2 separate regions of the Homo sapiens genome follow, and region 2 is linked to region 1. The links are chromatin loops, found by intact Hi-C in ENCODE. Cell type or tissue: dorsolateral prefrontal cortex. All regions are shown on one strand. Each heading gives the region's core, and the rest is flanking DNA. Links, peaks and the distances in the headings are about the cores only.

Evidence for each region. Hi-C counts contacts between places; a loop is a spot of excess contacts. Peaks named below come from ENCODE experiments on the same cell type or tissue, not always from the same donor. Only the 100,000 strongest peaks of a DNase experiment are listed, where the experiment ranks them.
Region 2: a loop joins it to region 1, with 4 times the contacts of the local background. A loop is called at or near these places in 2 of 110 quality-filtered maps.

The regions. Positions count from the first base shown.
Region 1 is chr15:96,843,284-96,846,206 of GRCh38, reverse strand. No RefSeq gene overlaps it. Among named protein-coding and RNA genes, the nearest start is that of SPATA8, 61 kb to the right of the region's middle. In dorsolateral prefrontal cortex, for the core only: no CTCF peak of the experiment used is centred there; no DNase peak of the experiment used is centred there.
Region 2 is chr15:96,788,664-96,791,586 of GRCh38, reverse strand. No RefSeq gene overlaps it. Among named protein-coding and RNA genes, the nearest start is that of SPATA8, 6.7 kb to the right of the region's middle. In dorsolateral prefrontal cortex, for the core only: no CTCF peak of the experiment used is centred there; a DNase peak (open chromatin) is centred at 1,393.

The sequences.
Region 1 (2,923 bases), core at 229-2,728:
GAAAACATGAAACCAGCCCAAATGCCCATCAATCAATGAGTGGATAAAGAAATTGTGGTATATGTGTACCATGTAATACTATTCAGTCATAAAAAGGAACGAAATAGTGGCATTTGCAGCAACCTGGATGAAATCGGAGACCCTTATTCTAAGTGAAGTAACTGAGGAATGGAAAACCAAACATCATATGTTCTCACTAAGCTATGAAGATGCGAAGGCATAAGAATGGTACAATGGACTTTGGGGCATTGGGGGAAAGGATAGGAGCGGGGCGAGGAATAAAACACTACACATTGGGTAGGTACAGTGTACACTGCTCTGGTGATGGGTGCACCAAAATCTCAGAAATCACCACTGAAGAACTTACTCATGTAATGAAACACCACCTGTTCTCCAAAAACCTATGGAAATAAAACATAAAAATAAAAAAAAAATAAAAAAATAAAAAGTAAAGAACTTATCTTTAGGTGGTACCAGGAACGGGCAAGACGGAGGCAGATGTGAGAGAAGTTAGAGAACACAGGCAAAGAAGGATAAGGACAAGTCAAAGAGTCCCCTAAGCTGTTGTTCCTAAGTTCTGTTTTATATTTTTTGCTGTGGTGCCATGAGGAGAAGCTAGTGGCTATATGAAACTTCACACCACACGGGACATCCAGCACAAACATTCTGGACCTCAGCAGACACGCTGGAACTTGCCACACAAACGTGGGGGCCACACACCTATTTAGAGCTAGTGTTTCATAGCCTGAGGGGAGGGGAACAGAGGGATCTGAGGAGAAGCTTCTGGAGAATGCCTGTATTTAAGATGTAGATAGAGAATTACTGGTCAGATAGAAAAATCTGAGGAGAGGTAAAGTTTTGAGACTGAGGGACAAGGAGTATTGAATGCCAAAGGGGATTCTAAAATGGATAATCGATGGGCCCTCATTCATTCATTGTGCTTTCAATAGTAACCCAATTCTACTTCTAGCCAGGATTGGTCTAATTAGGTGATGTGACTCTTCCAAGGGATCAAGTCCAAGCTCCATGCCTACTCAATGGTGCCAGATGTGGTGGGGAATAAAAGAGCTTCTTTCCCTTGGTAAACTGAAATTTCGATCAAATGAAAGAGGACATGAAATCGACTGCCACCATGTGCCAGCACCAGAAGTGCTATCAGATTCCAACAGTGCATTCACTGAGCGATGTAGTCATTCAGTAAATATATAGTAAGTATGTATCAAAGGCCTGCTGTGTATCGGGCTCTGGAGCAGGCAACGAGAATACAAGGCTAAAGATGGATATTCCCGGCACTTGGGAAGCTTAGAGTGCTACAGGGAAGACAGGCATTAAACAAATAAGAAAGCAATTATCCATGAATTACAATTCTGGTGAATTTCATGAAGAAGCAGTGCAAAGTGCTATCAGCGTATTGGAGAGGGATCTGGGTCTTTCTGGAGAGTCCAGGACATTTTCCTGAGAAAGAGACATTTAAGCTGATATTTGGGAGATGCATTACAGCAAAATTGTAGGAAGAAGAGGCAAAAGGAAAAGGGCCTAGAGACAAGAAGGACTATTTCTTCTTTGAATAATAGAAAAAAAGGTCAATAGGATGAAGCACAGAAAGAGAGAGGGGACAGAAGAAACTGAAGGGACAGTGAGGTGGTCAGGGTGATAGGACCCAGCAAGAATGCCAGCTTGAGTCTGGTCAACTTCAGCAGTGGAGAGCCATTGAGAGGTTTTAAACACAATCAGGTTTTGCTGCAGAATGAACAGTGAATGAGACGGTTATTATAATTGGGCTATTATAATATCTGAGGCAAGAGATGATGGTTGCTGGAAATACACAAATGTGAGCGATATTGAATGAGTCACATAAACCAGAATTGTGACTGAATATAAGAGCATCAGAAAGTGAAGATGGCGATGACGAGCGTCGGGTTTCTGGTAAAAAGTCAGGAGTTTCTCCCCTCCCCACCACCTCAAATGCCTTCCAATATACATAGAATAAAATCTAAAATCCTTGACGTGGACCTTCAACTCCCTCTATTTGCTGGCTCCAGACTCCTTCTCCAACTTGATTTTCTCCCTGCCTTATCCACATCTCTGCACATCCACTGCTGTGGCCTACGTGCTGTTCCTGAAGCACATGAGATACACAAGACACCAGAGAGACTGCAGATTCAGTTCCAGGCCACCACAATCAAGCAGATATTGGAACAGCAAGTCACAGAAATTTTTTGGTTTCCCAGTACACACAAAAGTTTTGTATATACTATAAATATATACATACTTAAGTGTATACTTACGTGTGCAATGGCAGTGTGTCTAAAAAGAAGAACATTAGATTAAATTAATTTAAAAATTAATTAATGCTGGTTACAGTGGCTCACACCTGTAATCCCAGCATTTTGGGAGGCCAAGGCAGGCAGATCACTTGAGGTCAGGAGTTTGAGACCAGCCTGGCCAATATGATGAAACCCCTTCTCCACTAAAAATAAAAAATTAGCCAGAAGTGGTGGCACATGCCTGTGGTCCCAGCTACTTGGGGGAGGCTGAGGCAGGAGAATTGCTTGAACCTGGGAGGCAGAGGCTGCACTGAACCGAGACTCTGTCCCCCCCAAAAAAAATTAAAAATAAAAATAAATTAACTAAAAGTACCTTTTTGCTTAAAAAATGCTAATCATCATCTGAGGCTTCAGGAGGTGGTAATCTTTTTCCCAGTCATAATCTTTTTTTCCAGAAATCATCATCTCTTACCTGGAATATTATAATAGCCCAATTGTAATAACCTTGCCTTGATGGTTGTGGCTGCTGACAGATCAGTGTTGTTATTGATGAAGGTTAGAGTGGCTGTGGCCATATCTTAAAAAAAAAAAAGATAACAATGAAGTTTACCTCATCATAAAAATATTTCTCTGTAGCATATGATGCTGTTGGATAG
Region 2 (2,923 bases), core at 239-2,738, 55 kb after region 1:
TAGATCCTGGCTTTGTTTTTTTTTTTTTTTTGAAACGGAGTCTCGCTCTGTCGCCCAGGCTGGAGTGCAGTGGCACGATCTCGGCTCACTGCAAGCTCCACCTCCCGGGTTCACGCCATTCTCCTGCCTCAGCCTCCCGAGTAGCTGGGACTACAGGCGCATGCCACCATGCCCAGCTAATTTTTTGTATTTTTAGTAAAGACGGGGTTTCACCATGTTAGCCAGGATGGTCTTGATCTCCTGACCTCGTGATCCGCCCGCCTCAGCCTCCCAAAGTGCTGGGATTACAGGCGTGAGCCACCACGCCCAGCCAGTGTTTTATGTCCAAATAAAGACTCTAGTTATTGCCTCTTCTCTAAAACCCAATTTCAACTAAACCAACCAAAAACGTAAGTTTTAACCTACAATTCACTTTGATGATTTTTTTCAAAATATTTTAAACAACATTTTAAAAATTACTTTCAACGTAACTTCTCCTTTATAATAAGAGTAGGTAAAGTACAGAACATTCAGGTATTTTACTCAATGTGCAGACAGAGGTTCAGGAATTCACCTCTACTCTGTGTTGACCACACTAAATGTTGAGGTCGAAACCCACCCAACCTCAGTCCCCCTTAATTTATACCCTACCCCATTTAGGTGGCTTCCAATAAGAGTATATGTAATGACATGACTATAAAATACAAATTAAAATAACACATGTGCAAGAAAGGGAAGAGCGAGGGTCAACAAACAAATGTGAAATAGAAAATAGAAGAGTTACAGTTATAATAGTTAAGCCTCCAGGCTTAACTAGGCTAAAAGGGAATCATGGTTATTAATCTTAGGAGAAAAATTAAAACTTCCAGTTCTCAAGGGAAGTTGAATTTTTCCCTTCAAAGTCAAGTTCAAAGTGGTTGTTCCATGGAATCTCATCTAGGAGCACTGAATAGTGACAACAACAGTATTCTCAGCAACATTCTCCCAGCACAAGGTGGTGACGAGTTACTTATGGCTGATCTTGTCACTTCCTTATGACTTGGCTATGATCAGAATGTGAGTTATGATGGACTGGTTTTGACCAAACACAAATTTACAATCATCCCCTTTGGGCTCTGTGGTTGGTAGGCTCGTAGGTGGCCTTCTCAAGAATCCCTACTTCCTGGTGTTCGTGCCTTTATGTAATCCCCTCCCCTTGAGTGGTTCTGTGATTTGTTTCTAAGCCTTAGAATATGGCACAGATGATGGGATATTAATTTTGGGATAATGTTACATGAGGCTGTAACTTTCCTCTTGCTCATTTTGCTTGCAAACTCTATTGACTCTCCCTGAGCAGGCTCTGAGGAAGTAAACCTCTTTATGGAGAAGCCCATGTGACAAGGAACTGAAGGTGGCCTCCAGCCAACAGCCCTCGGTAAGGAAGTGAATCCTGCCCATGACACATGAGCTTGAAGGTGGATTCTTTCACAGTCGAGTCTCAGAAGATACTCCAGCCCTGCCAACACCTTCACTGTGGCACCAGAGACCCTGAGCCAGAGGACCCAGATAAGTCATGCCCAGATTCCTGCTCAACAGTAATGGTGAGGTATTAAATATCTACCTTCTTAAGCTGCTACATTTGTACTAATTTCTTATGCAGCAATAGGTAAATAATACACATTTTCAAAAAATTTAGAGCAGAGCATATGCTTTTTCCAGGCTGAATGGACCATCCAGGTGGGACTTGGGAACACTGCGTGGTGGTGTGTTTTCGGTTTTGGTCACTTTTCAATCTTTTGATTGTGATCTCTCATTCCCTCGTCAATACTGACATCAAATCTCAAGTAGAAAAGCCATGGTTAATATGGGAGTAACCTTGCCATGGAGTCAGAGTTATAAACAGAGGTATGATATGTGTGCTGAGATAATTAGAAAGTCATAAAAACTTAAGGGCAAAAGTGGAACATGTGTGTGGTTGGTGATATGATTTGGTTTTGTGTCCCCACCCACATCTCATCTTGAATTGTAATCCCATTGTCCCCACGTGTCCTGGGAGGAACCTGGTGGGAAGTAATTGAATCATGAGTGAGGTTCCCCTGATGCTGTTCTCCTGATAGTGAGTGCATTTTCATGAGATCTGATGGTTTTATGAGGGTCTTCTCACTTCTGTCGGCACTCATTCTCTCATTTCTTTTCTCTCCTGATGCCATGTGAAGGAGAACATATTTGCTTCCCCTTCCACCATGATTTTAAGTTTCCTGAGGCCTCTCAGCCATGCTGAACTGTGAGTCAATTAAAACTCTTCTCTTTATAAATTGTCCAGTCTCGGGTATGTCTTATTAGCAGTATGAGAATGGACTGATACATTTGGGCTTATGACAGGTGGCATGAAACATCTTCTGTGGGTCAAAGGCTCTCCAGGCATTTTGTCACACACACAAAAGCCAGTCTGTTTAAAAAACATATACACATGCAGACCCCAAAAGGGACTTTAGGTGAATATGTTCAGTATCGAGAAATAATCTAACTTTTGGAATAACAGATCTGGGATTAAATAAATTTTTCATTCGTTCATTCATTTAACGAATAACTTTTGACTATCTTCCATGATGAAGATAAAGGAGAAAAGAGATCCAGTCCTGCCCTCGAACTCACAGTCCAGCAGGGATAAGAGCTGTGACTATGTACTAAAGATATACTAGGTACTGGGCTACACCAAGAACTTGATACACATTGGCTCATTTGATTCAAAAAACAAAAGTTTGGTATTATCTCACTTTTACAGTTCAGCAAACTGAGGTTGAGAAGTCATCAAGCAAGTAAGTAGCAAAGCTGGAATTTGTAGAGTCTTTGGACTCTACCACTTGCTTTTGACCTCTGACTGCATTCTTCTTATGATAGTTTCTCACATTACCAAAACAATATCTGTTTAATATAAAACATGTATAAAATATGGGCAAATACG